Regions from separate parts of the Mus musculus genome. Here region 1 is linked to region 2. The links are chromatin loops, found by intact Hi-C in ENCODE. Cell type or tissue: left cerebral cortex. All regions are shown on one strand.

Evidence for each region. Hi-C counts contacts between places; a loop is a spot of excess contacts. Peaks named below come from ENCODE experiments on the same cell type or tissue, not always from the same donor. Only the 100,000 strongest peaks of a DNase experiment are listed, where the experiment ranks them.
Region 1: a loop joins it to region 2, with 2.2 times the contacts of the local background. A loop is called at or near these places in 2 of 42 quality-filtered maps.

Annotation. Positions count from the first base shown.
Region 1 is chr4:58,811,618-58,819,617 of GRCm38, forward strand. Ecpas (Ecm29 proteasome adaptor and scaffold) reads right to left here. Exons shown (of 49, transcript NM_172381.3): 34 at 7,526-7,647; 35 at 5,783-5,933; 36 at 3,642-3,707; 37 at 2,375-2,464; 38 at 1,027-1,093; 39 at 235-326; 40 at 92-158. Among named protein-coding and RNA genes, the nearest start is that of Olfr267, 30 kb to the left of the region's middle. In left cerebral cortex, no CTCF peak of the experiment used is centred here; no DNase peak of the experiment used is centred here.
Region 2 is chr4:58,871,430-58,879,429 of GRCm38, forward strand. Ecpas (Ecm29 proteasome adaptor and scaffold) reads right to left here. Exons shown (of 49, transcript NM_172381.3): 3 at 7,589-7,705; 4 at 5,616-5,734; 5 at 3,995-4,144; 6 at 1,160-1,331. Among named protein-coding and RNA genes, the nearest start is that of Ecpas, 37 kb to the right of the region's middle. In left cerebral cortex, no CTCF peak of the experiment used is centred here; a DNase peak (open chromatin) is centred at 3,952.

The DNA.
Region 1 (8,000 bases), 60 kb before region 2:
AATAAAACAATTTAAAATGTTTCCACCAAAACAATATACAGCTTATTTAGTTAATGTCTAAATTTAGAATGATTAAAAAAAAAAAAGGTACCATCTTTCTCCATGTACCAGCCATTGAGCTTCTGTAGCAGTTTCTCAGTGCTGCTATCCCGTGAAGTCTGAAAAGCAAGCATTCTTACTCATTTCTGTATAATTACCAGAGTTGTGCTTAACTGAATAAGAAAGTTAACTCACCCGAACTAAATGGCCCATGGCAAATGCACAGGATTTCTGAATTACACTGTTCCGATCTGTCAGACCACTAAGCAAAGCACTCATAAGTTTACCTACAGAAATAATAAATTCAGTCAATTGTGTGGTTGGCCAGATATTATGTTATATTCCTAGGACTAAAACCCCATAACCCTGAAATTAATCAGGTTTACTGCATAGTAGGTTAGGTCTTTTAAATATTATTTGTGCTACCTCCTTTCTTTATTTCATTTAAATCAAAAATTAAAATTTAACTTCTGTCCAGAATATTGTGAAAAAGGTACAAAAATGAGAGGTAGATACAAAATCCCACCTAGAAGCCTATCTAGAAGGGGAATTTTTAGAAAAGCACTCATGCAAAATTAGCTATGAACAGTTACAAAGTTCTGCAGAATGAAAGGTACTTTTACATCTTTATGCACTGACAAACTTAGCTGATGACACAATAAAAGTCTGCTTACAGAATGATTGGGTCAGAGATTTCAGTAGAGGCAAAGCAAGCCAACATCACCCAGTAATTTTCTTTTTAAAACTCTGAAAGAGCCAGGCAGCAGTGGTGCACGCCTTTAATACCAGCATTCAGAAAGCAGAGGCAGAAAGATCTCTGAGATCAAGGCCAGCCTGGTCTACAGAGAGAGTTCCAGGGCAGCCAGAGCCACAGAGAAACCCATCTCAAAAAAACAAAAACAAGATTTAAAAAAAAAAAAAAAACCAAAAAAAAACCCTCTGAAATAACCAATCATGAAACAGTGCTCCTACACATATCAAACTCACCTGAGTAAGGTGTCAGGTCCTGGGGACACTGAGTAGTTAAAGACACGATGACACTGGCACAGCCCCCCTTTAAGGTCACAAAAACAAAGGTCTAAATTTGATGTCTCTATGCACTACCAAACTACTACTTTTAGGCATTAATAATTTAAAGATAAAACATATGAAATCTAATAGCCCCTCTGGGATTGAATATAGAAAAAAGAAAAACACCGAAAGAGAAAAGGGGACACCATGAGATTTGGGCTAAAACAACAACTAAAATTTAACAGTAGGAAAAAAATAAGCAGATGAAGGGAGTATCTGACCTTTTTAAGATTCTCAAACAAACAAATGGTATTTTTCTATCCAAACATCTATTAAACCTTACATGAAAACTTCTAATACTGTCTAAAATGATTACTGCTTTAACAGATAAGTGAGCTTGTCCATTAACCGGTAGTATCAGAAAATTTAAGAGCACTCTCATGGTAACCATAAAAGATTGTACTAAAAACAGCAAGACAAGCAGAGCATGATAACATGTAAGCATGACAGTACACAACAAGATACTTGTAATCCCTGCACCAGGAAATACAGGCAGAACTATCAAAAGTTCCAAGTCATCCTCCCAGTATAGGAAGTTTGAGACTAGTCTAAGCTATAAGAGACCTTATCTAAAATAAATACATACATACTTTAAAATCAGTTACACAGTTTAGGCTACTCATGTAACCATAGAAACAAAATATTTAACATGCACTATGGTTTAACAGAAACATTAACTTTTTGTTGTTGTTTTTGTTTTCGAGACAGGGTTTTTCTGTGTAGCCCTGGCTGTCCTGGAACTCACTCTGTAGACCAGGCTGGCCTCAAACTCAGAAATCTGCCTGTCTCTGCCTCCTGAGTGCTGGGATTAAAGGCGTGCGCCACCACTGCCCGGCCAGAAACATTAAGTGTTAAACATGGTGGTCATTTTTTGTTGTTTAAAAAACTTATCACAAACACATATTTGCTCTTATAAAAGTACACTTCTATGGACTAGGAAGATGGCTCAGTAGGTGAAGTATCTACTGTGCAAGCATGAGGACCCAGGATCACATTAGCATCCACATACAAATCTGGGTTCATATATCTGTAGTCTTAAGAACTGTGGGGGCAGGAAGAGCTAGATTCACTGAGCTTGCTGGCAGCCAGCCTAGGCAATCAGTGAGCACCTTGTTCAGCAATAGAATCTTTCTCAAAAGATAATGTGGAAAGCAATAGTGGGAGATACCCAAAAGGTAAAACTAAAATAAAGATACTCTTGTCCTCCACATGCATGTGCATAAACACCAATATACCCCCCCACACACACACACACAAATCTTACCTTAGTCCCAAGACCTACACCACTTCTGATCAGCTCACATAGCCTAGGAACTAGTTCACCTAGCACCGAAACATCAAGATATTGCAGGCACTTTGAGAAAAGAATAAATATAAAAGTAAGCCTAAACAAGTAAGTCAGTACCATATCTTTATTTAAAAACTACCTATATCAAAATATGAACCTACTAGTTTTAATAGAAAGTTGAAAATCACTGGTTTGATTTTGCTCTGGAAAAATTAAACTACTACAGTACTACAAACAGAAAATTCACTCACTGATGGTTCAACATTAAAAATAGAAAAACAAAATAATGAAAAGCATTAATTTACTAAGAGGAAATAAATGGTTACCTCTCTTTCAATCCCCCTCTATCAATCTATGGCAAATGCAAATTACCTAGATTAAAACTGACCTTCCAGACTAAGTCGAGCCTACTAGACCCCAAATAAGTCAGTTTCTTAGATGATTTTACCACAGCCTGTTATATTTTTTTAAAATACGGGCACACACTTCATTATTTATGAATATTTCCAAATGATGCTTGCTAAATACTTCTCTCATTTGCCCCAATAGTAAAACTAAAACATACGACTCTTAGCAGTCCCCATTGGACACTAAAACCTGACTTTTGTCCCATTTGTGATCTGCTTAGCAAACAGTTTCTGGTAGCTTGCAAGCTCTTAATAATCACTACAGGAAATGCCCAGAAGGTGACTCTGCAAAGACTCCCAGAGCCTCAAAGTGCCACGAACTCTTCACTACGTTTCCAGCATCTGAAAGATATACATCACTATGGCTCAATTCCTGCTGCCCACCTTCTGTGCTACTTCATTAAAATCTCTCTGATCTCACACCTTCATAATCTTTAACAAAGAAATTTCTCAAGCAGAGATAGGCGGAAGATGATGATAATAATAAAAATAATAATAAAATAACATTACTGAACCTAAAATAAGACCAAAATTAATAGATACGAGTTATACATAGATCTACTAATATGTTGTTTTTAATCTAACACAAAATTTGACAAATTCTGCTATTCAGAAAATTTACTTTTATTACTGGTTAAGAAAAATGTCTATAAATATGCAAAATTTGTATATGCCAGTTAAAAACTTAAGAATTTTGAAAGAAACAACTGTAGTCACAGTATTTTATCAACATAGCCCCTTAGGTTTGTCTCATGTTACACAGCATGAGCTCTTCTGGAGAACTGTACTCAAAGAGATGCAAAGGGGTTGTATTTCAGTTGTGTTTGGAAACTCACCATGTTGATTGTCTCCATCATGGGAGAGGATTTGGCAGCACTGAGTCGAGCACTGTCCATTACATCCTGAAAAGCAGAAGCTCAAGATACTCAGAATATTCAACTAATTATGAATTAGCCATAGAAACACTAATTAAAGGGTTTTATTTCCAAACTAAAGGCTTTTAAGTAAACAATCAATATGTAAATCAGATGGAAGTCAAATTCTAATTTCCGCTGACCTTCCTTAACAATTTAACTGTAAAGTTAGCATATCTCTAAAAATCAGAAATTTAGACAAGAGTTAAAAATAAACAAAATATGAGGGCTGGTGGTGCACCTCACTAGTAGTTTAGCATGAACAAGGCCCTGGGATCAATCCCTTCTGTTACAAGAAATTAAGTAACAATGTATTTATTAATAAAGATACTATGGCTCTAAGCAAGCTATTCAGCATTCTTTAGTTCCAGGTTCTCTATCCACTTAAAAAGAGAATATATTGCGTTTCTACATAATGTTTAAAACATTGTCAAAAAAAACAAAAAAACAAAACAAAATTGGGTGTTTGTATAATCCACTTAATCCTTTAACTTTATTATGTGGATTCATATTTACAATGATAGTTTGATCAAAATTACACTAGGGGAAAGGTTATTACTATCCAGAGAGTAAGGCACAAAAACGTAATTTGCTGAGGTTCACAAAAAGATGGATAGAATTTATGTCCCCTAATTTTTAATACTAGTAAACATTTTATAGCAGGTGGCAAGTCTAGTGAAACAGGAAAGAATGCCCAGTAAAGAAGAAACAACAGTATTAAAAGGCAAATGAAAAGGGTAATTTATAAGAGTAGATTATAAAAATTAACAATCAAACAGTGAACTGAGAGAACACACCCACATTACATATTATATAGGCCTAATCATCCCACTAAACAAGCATAAATATTAAAAACTAGGTATAAAATAGAAACGAAATTCAGAGAAATATATAAATGGTTAACAAGAGTTATAAAGTATAAGGATAGGCATGTGCAAATGACTGTGCATGTTCACAAAAGGCAAAGTTACAGAAAAGTATCAAATGTGGGTGCTAAGAATCGAACTCCAGGGACTGGAGAGATGGCTCAGTGGTTAAGAGCACCGACTGCTCTTCGGAAGGTCCCGAGTTCAAATCCCAGCAACCACATGGTGGCTCACAACCATCCATAATGAGATCCGATGCCCTCTTCTGGTGTATCTGAAGACAGCTACAGTGTACTCACATATAATAAATAAATAAGTCTTAAAAAAAAAAAAAAGAATTGAACTCCAGTCCTCTGTAAGAGTAGGTAACTGCTAGGATATCTCTTTAGATCCAAAAGTTAGGGATTTAGCTCAGTGGATACAGTTCCAAGCAAAAGGTCTCAGTTTGGGCAGGTGGGAGGAGATGAGCAGACTGGAACTAGGAGAGTATAAAGAGATAATGTACAATGTATGTAAAAAAAAAAAAAACATTCAAAATATAACACTACAGCTCTCACACCTATGGACACTTGATCTTTGACAAAGAAGCCAAAACCATCCAGTGGAGAAAAAAAAGCATCTTCAACAAATGGTGCTGGTCTAACTGGCAGTCTTCATGTAGAAGAATGCAAATTGATCCATATTTATTAACAAAGCTCGAGTGCAAGTAGAACAAGGACTTCAACACAAAAGCAAATACACTGAATCTAATAAAAGAGAAAGTGGGAAATAGCCTTGAACACATTGGCAAAGGGGAAAATTTCTTGAACAGAACACCAATGGCTCAGGGTCTGAGGTCAACAATTGATAAATAGGACCACTTGAAACTGGAAAGCTTCTTTAAGGAAAAGGTTACTAGGATAAAACAGCAACCAATAGATTTTGAAAAGATTCTCAAGTGGTGATTTTGTTTTTAAATTGGCTATTTGGGGGGTTTGTGACTTATAAATATGAAAGAATTTTAAAAGCCCCTAGGAAACCGTTCATTGAGGAGGCCTCTAGGGGATTCCTTTCTATCCTTCCCGGTAATAACTGATCAAAGACAACAGAGCAACTTCAGATCAAAGTCTACATGTAAATTTTTACTTAGGCATTTTGTAGATGGTTAGTGATCATACCTCAGCAGTACTTACCAATATACTTCTGCTATCAACTTACCTTTTCTTGTTCTGTAGCCCGGAGACTCAAATAATTGAGAACTTGAGGCTCCAACACACTTAAGGACTCTAAGAGTGCTGGTATGAGTTTGGGTGCGTGTGGTTTCAACATGGCTCCTGCACTTTTGCTGATCTTCACAAGAGTGTTAATGCTAGACACACAGAAAACACCATCTCATTCCCTTCACCACAAATGAGAAGGCCTACAATCTAATCACGAGGATGGTTTGCACTTGTATTCAGGTATATACTCATGGCTCAAAGCCTAACTTGGCAACTGGAAAGTAGGGTTTCTCATCTCTTGGCACTTAAAAAATTACAGATTTGTCTTGCAATGTTTTGCTTGAGACAGTTTCTCTGAATAACCTGTCCTGAAGCTTGCTCTGTAGACCAGACTGGCTTCAAACTAATAGAGATCTGACTGTTTCTGCCTTTCAAGCACTGGGATTAAAGGCATGTACTGCCATCATCCGGCAATTACAGATATTTTTAAGCAAGCATACATACACATAGAGGGGTGAAAAAAAAATGATAGTTTGCTAGAATCCAAATTCAGAGCTCAAAGTCTATCCACTACCATCTTCAATCTAACTATCTTTTTCCTTTCTTTTCTTTTTTTTCTTTCTTTCTTCCCCCTTCTTTCCTCCCTCCCCCTGTTCCTTCCTTCCTTCCTTCCTTCCTTCCTTCCTTCCTTCCTTCCTTCCTTCCTTTCTCCCTTTCTTTGTCTTTCTCAGACAAGGTTTCACTCTATACAGAACTGGCTAAACTAGAACCTGCTATTTAGACCAGGCTGGTTTTGAACTCACAGATATCTGATGGCCTCTATATATGAGTTAGTAGATTTAAAGGCATGTGCCATCACACCCAGCTTGATTCTTGAAACTTTCAGTCCCAGTCTTTCTCTTGTTTTCTCATTTAACTGTACTGATCCTATTTCAGCTGTGTTATTTAGCATATCATATATATATATATATATATATGTATATATGTATATATATATGTATATATACACATACATACATATATATATATACATGTATACATATATATACACACACACATACATACACACACTAAACCAAGTAAAGGTTCAATTATTTTAAAAATATGGCTTCTGCCAGTAATGCCAACATTCTGATGTATGAGGCCAGAGGATCACTAGTTTGAGGCCAGGCTGAGCTACTATATAGCAAATATGGGTAGACTTTGCCTCTGAAACCATGCAAGGCTCTTTCATAAGCAATGCTGAATATATCCTATCCCACCACATCAGAATGCACATCCTGTTGTGTCCTTTTATCCTATTAGAGTATAGTATAGTATAGAGTTCAGGTTTGGAAAGCCTGAACCATCATTAATTTCCACATTTGCCTTTTAGCTAGTAGATTTAGAAGCCATTAATAGTCACCATATATACTAGTTTTCCAAGGACAGTTGGTTATACTCAACAAGCAAGGCCCTGAAGACATGAGGCATAACAGGAAGATGTGCACTTGCTAAGGAAAGGGGCCGATGCCAATAGAATAATATGCAACTCAGAATATTCGTCAAACTAAGGTCCCCATGAAATATGACTATAAAATACTTTAGCCCACATCTTTTCATAAATGCTTAAGTTACCTCAACGGATTCTCCTCAGCCCATTTTTCTTATGTTTAGGAATCTAACATTCAAGAGAACACATTTTCTACAAACTGGCTAGAAACTAAGTAATTCCAGTACATTCACTTCAACCAAACCACACCTGAGGGCTCGGACTTCCGTCACAGGACTCATCATTCCTTTGTCCAGAAGGCAGGGCAGGAGGACAGCAATGGTTCTCTGGCCAGCTGCTCCTTTGGCAGGGTCACACATTTTCACACAAACCTCACATACAAAGAGCAGGGACATTAGTGAAGCTGGCCTCACAACTATTAAAGCATTTCTCTGACAAAGTGTTTTTGTTTTTTTTTTAATGTCACTATCAGCAATGAAAAATAAGTTTACTTTCTATGCCACTATGGCGGTTGTAGGGAGATAGAGGAATGACCAGTATTGAGTCCAAGAGGACTGCTGTATCTAAACAAAGAACCTGATGATAATTCTATTCTTTAATTTTTGACTTTCTAATTTGTAGAGTGAGAAACAAAGGAGCTAAAAATATGGTGAAAAATATTTAAGAAAGCACTTTTTAAAAATGTTCTGTGTATATAACCATTTCATCACTACAGATTGCAGGA
Region 2 (8,000 bases):
CCTTTAAATTCAGCAAACAATGACCAACTTAAGATTATAAATGAACAATAGCAATAACTAGTACTCTCCAGTATATTCAGCTTTAAGCCTCACAAAGGGCTAGGCTAAGAGTCCGGTATCAGAAAAGAGACCCTGGTGAATCTCAAAACTTCCATACCTTTTAGGAAAGGAGCTTTAGAAAATTTCGCTACCTCATTAGTTGCTGTGAGGATTAAATGAGATAGTATACTAAAAGTACCCAGTATAGTGCCTGCCATAGGTCATGTCACACTCATTAGAGTGGTTTCTAGATTCACACTATGGCTTAAGGGGAGGAGGGAGGAGGTAAAAGGTGTATAAGCATGAAGTAAATCTAATCAATTATAACCCTCATTGAATAGAACACTAAATTTTGAGTGGCAAGAATGCCCCATTTGCTTCTTTTTCTCTCTCCTGAAAACACTTTTGTCAATGATCACTTACATTCCCAAAAAGAAAAGATCAAATCATTGAGACTGCTATGGAGAAATAAAGGAAGGATTGGAAGACTAACCCATGTTGCTTGAATTCCAAAATAATTACATACTGATTTCTGTTCTTCCCTGAGGTGCCTGATGACAGACACAGGGAGGCACCTTCTCTGTAGAGCACCAGTCATTTTTAAAAGCTGCTCAGAGAACATCTGTGTCCTGTTTAAATCCAGAATAAAATTCTTAATGCCAATTTTAAAACCCCAAGAAGAAATATAAAAGGGAGTCATGCTTTTCCCCACATTGTCACTTGTGAAGTATAGAGGTTCCTCACTTTACACAAAATGTACAGCCCTAAAATATTGAATAATGAAAGATAAATTGTATTTTAACTGCATCAAAGGAACTACATAATTAAGACCTATAGTTATAAATTAAAATGAGAGAAAACTAAATTTGCTCAATATAAAATAGGTTGTGCATAGTACTTGAAAGATGTGAACACTGTTAGAAAGACATACGCTCATTTCCCACTCCCCCCATCCCTAGGGCTTTAACAAATAAATGACAGAGGAAAAGAATTTGCTCCTTTCCAACATACTCTTTAGAGAACTTGAAATTACAGGAATTGCTCTGCACATGCTTCCATGAACTTCACAGGGGCAAGAGTTCAGGGTCAGTACTCCTATAAAGAGCAGCTGTGATGATACCTGTTCCAACTGTTCAGGTGTCCACGGGTTGTCACCAATAACTCGTTTAGCTGCATAAAAGCTCATTCCTGGGGGAGGCTGTGGGATTCCAGAACCTCCCCCACTGTTTGAAGAAGAACCCTGTGATGATGATGATGAATTTTGGCGACTCTGGGATTCATTTAACACATATCTGAAAAGAAAATAAAACTTTAACTCTCTATAAAAGCATGTGAATTTGTGTATATCTACACATATATACATAAAACACTCACTCTGTCGTTGAACAGTATTATGCTAGAGCTGTGGTTCTTAACCTCTGGGTCGCACCCCCTTTGGGAGTAAAATGACTCTCTCACAGGTCACCTAAAACTATGGTAAAACACAGCTATTTACATTACCATTCATAATAGTAAAATTACAGTTATGAAGTAGCAACAAAAGTAATATCACAGTTAGGGGTCATCAAAACATGAGGAACTCTACTAAAGAGTCACTTTTAGCACCACTGTGCTAGAGCAACAACGAAAATAAAAATTTCCACGTAAAAATCACTTTTGTACTTATTTTGATTTTGAAGACAGAGTTTCTCTGTATAGCCCTGGCTGTCCTGGAAATCACTCTATAGACCAGGCTGGCCTGAAACTCAGAGATCCACCTGCCTCTGCTAGGATTGAAGGCATGCAGCAACACTGTCCAGCAATATAAAAAAAAATCTCAAAGGTATACATACATATATATATATACATATATATATATATATATATATATATATATATATATATATATATCGTCAGCAAATTAATCAGAAGAACCTATCACTCAAGGCAGTTATAAGTGAACTACAAAATGTTTATGCCATTTCCAGGTACATATTATTATCTGATAAGTTAGTTTACACTCACTACATTTTGATTTTTTAATGACAAATACAGACATATGCCTATTGACCCCACAAGGCTTATGGTTAGTATTGTTCTATGCTCCAAACAAAGCTTTTACGGTTTTTTCCCTTACTTTGTAACTCACATTAGAAAACTCACTGAAGCCTCTCACAAACTGCCTCCCATACAAGCATGTAACATTCTAAAAGTTAAAACTAAAGTAAAAGGCATCAGTCAGGGCCTGGCAAGATGGCTCAATGGTTAAAAGGCATTTGCCACACAAGCCTGACAACCTGAATTTAAGTCCTGAAACCCATTAAAGGTGAGAGACCCAACTCCACAGAACTGTACTTCACTCATACTCTGTACACATACAAAGAATAATAACAAAGTTTTAAAAGTAGGAAATTTTGAAAAAAAAAAAGAATTTTCTCATTATATATTCAAAGCTCCTTGTATGTGTCTCCTTGTTATTGTTATCTGACATACTTTTTAGCTTGTAGAATAGAAATAAGACCTCTAATAAATTTATTTTTCATCCAATTAAAACTATTATTCCTCATAATCATATTTATATTTTATACAAACATTAGTTGAAATCCCTTTAACTCTATACTGATATTAATTCTATACTGATAATAGATCATAATAGATACTAAAATTCTCATTAAAGAATGAGAAGCTTGGAAGCTGTATTGGTTTAAATGAGTTCCCAATTGCTGGCGCTTCTAGGGGAGATTATATCCCCATAGCCATAAGATGCAATTCTGCTGGACGAAGAAAAGTCACTGAGGGTGAGATATGAGAGTTTATAGCCTCACCCCACTTCCAGTTCACTATTTCAGCTTCTTGCCTGTAGTAAAGGCCCTGAAAAATCAAGCTATTAAACTAGAGGGGCAGAAGGAGAGCCAACTGGAAGAGAAAGAACCATACAGCCTTAACCTTCTCGTCTCTGCACTGAGGATAGATGCTATGCAACTCCATGTGCATGGTCGTCTATGTACATATACCCTCAAGATCAGGGGAAAACGGAGTAAAAGTAGCAGTTTAGAAACTATCTCTAGCAGCAAGACCAAATCAGTAGGCTAGTGTCAGACCACAATCTGGAAACCAGATTCAAAAGCCTGATAAAACACTGCAAGGGGCTGAAAAACCTTTAAGAAAGAGGAAGATGTCAACAATGTGATAAAAACACAAAGTACTACACAGGTAGTTCTTGGGGGCTATGAGGGACACAGAAAATAGAGCAAATATGTCTACACAAAATAAGAAATGTCTGTAGCAGACACCGAGTTGACATCTGGCCAGTAAGAGATATTTTCCAAGGTGACTTTGTTTCTCTGTAGAGAAATATCCTAAAGTACTGCATTATCTTAAAGAATAAGGTGGAAGTACTTGGAGGGGAGTATGAATCACTGAATACATGTAATGATGGCTACTGAGAACCCATGCTTCTAAGATGTGCTTTAAAATCTGTGCTAAAAATCAGGCAACTCTACAGCACTGTTTGAAGACATGAGAGGGATAAGCAGAGTCCAATGATACGCCTGTAGAATGTAAATCACATTTTGTACACTAAAGAAAGTGAATCAAAAAACAAAGCTATGAGAACAAAATTGTAGGAAGAGCCAAACAGATCCACTACTAAATGGTAGAAGTGCAAAAGAAATTCCAAGACATCAAGGAAAACAGAACAAGGAAAACTGGATATGATTTCCTGATTTCCTAAGGTACACAGAGCTAGGAGACTCAACATTTACTTCAGCTGGGGACTGGTGAAATCTAAAAATGACAACAGCATTACTATATCTATACAGCCAATATGTAGCAGAGCTGGACTTTAGCATTTAGTACTGCTGCAAATCCTCAGAGATGCATCACACATAAGCTGAGCCATTTAAAGTAGCATACAATTTCCACAGAGTAAACTCTCAAGACAACACTGCTTGGCTCTCTGTCATTTTTAACTCACCCGTAAGGCATCAGAAGGACATCTAGCATAAAGTCCAAGAGCAGCTGCACAGTCTTTGGTTTCTCAGCAAGATTAAAAGGAGAAGCTGACTTTGATGATTCAGCCGGGTACTTCATGTGAAAAAGAGTTGGTATTAAAAGATGCATTAAGCTGAAAGAAAAATTAAATTTATTGCAGCTAGTTTATAAATCGATTTTTATACACGCAAATAAAAGATATACTTAATACAAATTGGCAATTATATCAGGAGCTATTCATTTTTTATACCAATTAGGGACAAAGTCTTAATTTAGGGAGTAACCTTGATTTCCTAGTCCCTAGTACTCAGGAAGCAGAAGCAACTAGATTTCTGTGAGTTTAAGACCAGCCTGATCTACAGGGTTAGTCCCAGGATACCCAGGGCTACACAAAGAAACTCTGTCTCAAAAAATGTAAAAATACAAATTAAAAAGACTCAAATATTAAGCTGGGCATGGTGGTGGTACATGCTTTTAATCCCAGCACTCAGTAATTTGAGATCAGGCTGGCTAACAGAGCAAGTTCCAAGACACACAGAACTACACAGAGAAACTGTCTCAAAATAAAACAAAAACAAAAACAACAAATCTCAAAGATTTGAACAAAGATCTCAAAGTATTAAGTGATAACTGGCTCTTAGCCAACATGGTTCATCACTTTAAGAATCTAGAAAAATGTATATAAAATAAACTTGATTTTACCAGAAGGTTACCAGAAGGTTCATGTTACATTTTAGATAAAAGTAAAGTTCAACATGTTCTTTCAATAAAAATTTGCTTCAATTATTAATTTCATTGTAAACACCTGTAGTCTTTTATTCAAGGCTTCTGAGGCCCTGCATTTGATCCCCAAGACCATTATCAAACAACTGATTGACTGATAAATAAACCAGAACTGGAAACTTTCTAATTGACAGATCTGAGATAAAGATATTTTCTCTAAGCCCACAAATAAATGATGTTATAAAAGGCCTTCATTTTTTTTCCAGTGCCTATATTACCCTATTGCTTCCAGAAATTGTTGAGAAATGTTTTATCCATCAAGACAGAAATGTTTTAATGAAAAATGTTCTTTTTAGTTATTTAATGCATGCGTGGGTATTTCATCTATATGCCAAATCTATACACAACAAAGATAGCCTAGTGCCCAGAGCCAGAAAAGGGTTCTGGACCCCCTGGAATTGGAGTTAACAAATGGCTGTGAGTATTATGTGGTTGGTAGGAATTGAACCTGGGTCATCTGAAAGAGCAGACAGTACTCTTAACAACAGTGCCTTCTCTCCAGATGAGATGAAAGGAAAACAAATCAATGAAATAGATTTTTAACATCACATAAAACAACCACTTTTAAAAAGACAACAAAAAACGTGAAGCAGTTAAATTTAGGAAAGTGTCAGTCTTACATATTTTTTTGTGTTCATATGAAGAACTTTATAATGCCACTAATAAAACAGTAACTAAAATATCATAGAAAATTCAACTATCCTTCAGGTAAACAAGCCCAAGCCTTTCCAGTTGCCAAGTAAAACCAGACTTGACCTGTATCTGAAAGGCAAAAGTTGTTGACTCTTACAGATGGGAACAGGTAAGCGAGGAAGCCTTACCTATCCTGCTGTGGCTGAGGTTTCCCTTCCATGGCAGTAAGAAGCGTAGGGGCCAGCTCACATTGTTTTTCCACTGGCAGGCGAGGATAGCCCATCTTAACATAAATTATAGTAAAATTCTAATGCAGTAAGAGAAGGCAAGTGAGTATGGAGGGAAAAATTCAATTACAGAAAGTTATTCTTATAACACAACCATCACAAGAATCATCCTCTGTTTATTACAGCTTCCAAATTACTCATCTCGGGGAAGACCCTAAGCACAACTTCTTTTTAAAGTCAGCTTTTTATGTAAAAAAGGTAACTTAACCAGAAACAGTCACATGTCAATTACTACTGCTAGGAAGAAAAAAGGCATTTAGCCTATCTAAACCTTTATAATACACATTATCAGCAGATCTCCCGGTTTGCTGCAATAACCCAAGATCACATGTTAACAAATCCCAAGCTTCCATTTCACAGGTCAATTACTAAAACCATCTTAGGAACTGCAGCACTATGTGGTCCCTCAATCCAGTAACAACTCAGCAATGGATGGCAGGTAATCCAGGGAAACTGAGGGCTGCAGATGTTATCCGTAGCACTATATACAACCTTTGCAAAATTTACAACTCAAGTAAACTCATGAGTATAAATCCAGATGTAGAAATAAGATAGTTGCTAATCTGAAGGATTCTTCACAGAAATGAACAGGCATCAGAAGGCCTTCCTTCTATTTGGCATAGATATTGACCTCAATATTTGTATTTGGTTAAAGGAAAGATACTGTCTTATAATGAAATTATATGTAGAAAATAGACACAGCACCTCCAAATAAAACTGTGACTCCTGATAAAACAATCTGGGAAATTTTGCCCCACTGTGAAAAATTACAAGAGCCAGAAAAAAACACTATCTGTCATCATATAACATCAACATTTTTTAAATTTTGTTTTCATGAAACGGAATGAAGAGGAATACTTGCCAGTCTCAGATTTACTCCACTACAAAAAAGGATAGCTTCTGAGTACACACATCAGAAAGAGTATTGCTAACTCTTCTCTCTTTTCAGATTTATCTCAGATACTAAGAATCAAATTACTGTTACTTACATAAAAGCAATTACATGCATTGGGTAGGGGCCTGGCTCAGTAGAAGGTTTACCTTGCACGCAAAGGGCCCCTGGCTTAATCCCCAGTTCCAAGTTGTTTTTAGAAAAGTATACATATTATAGAGTACCAATGTGACATTTAAATCTATGTATACATTATATGTTGCTTCTATTAGGTTAAACATACCCTTAAATATCTATCATTCCATTAAGGCAAGACCTTGAAAGCCCTTTTTCTAGCTTTCTGTAAGTTATTTTGTTGTTTCAGAGTTCATATTCAAGAAGAGCATCCCATAATTTGTTCAGGCTATTCTTGAACTTCTGAGCTCAAGCAATACTCCTGCCTCAACCTAACAAGCCAAAGGAACTGCAATCCTACACCACACTGGGCGCCTGTAAACACCTGTTTGCAGAAAGTACCCATTACCTACAGTCATTCCAACTGCGCAAGCACAGCACATCACAAGTTCCTGTTCTCTAGACTTAGTACCTAGCAATTAATTTTCCCCCAACTTCTGATAATCGGTACTCTACTCTTAATGTCTTTGATATTAACTTGTTCAGATTCTGTATAAGTAAAATCATTCTTTTTTATATTAAATACCTCACAGTCATTTCACCAACATTTCTTTGCCCAATAAATGGCCATTCATTACCATGTTCCTATAACTTCTTTGAAGCAGCATTACCTGTGAATCAGTACTCCATGAAAAAATAACACAGCATTAAAAAAAAAAAAAAAAAAAAAAAACAACTGTTTCAGTTAGGTATGGTCTAAGAATGAAACTTTTAAGTTTGCCAATAAACATTGATGGCATCAACTAAACACTGAGAAGACTGACGTAAACCCCCCTCCCCGCAAAAAAAATTCCAAACTAACTCTCACCGTGACAAAGGAAACTGCAGCAGGGTCCTGGTACTGAACCAATAGTGTTTCTACTGGAAGCTGTATTTTGGGGCGGCTTTTTATACGTTTATTCAGATGGACCAGCAGTTCCATTACCTAAAACAAAGACAGAACTAGAATTATCAATTATATCTTAAAAATAAATTCATTTCTTAGACATTACTTGTCTTAGTGGAAAGTAGCTACTTCTTTCTTTTAAGGAACATAAAGTTTATAACGCAGAAAGGGATGTATCAGAATCAGAAACACAGTATCTGCATTTTGCAAGATACCAAGATTATTACAATGTAAAATATAAGATTCTACTGTCTCTAGATATACTTGGTTGGCCAAATAGGCGTACTTGTAAGAAAATGTAGTAGGAACACTGAGTTCTAGGGAATAAATTTCA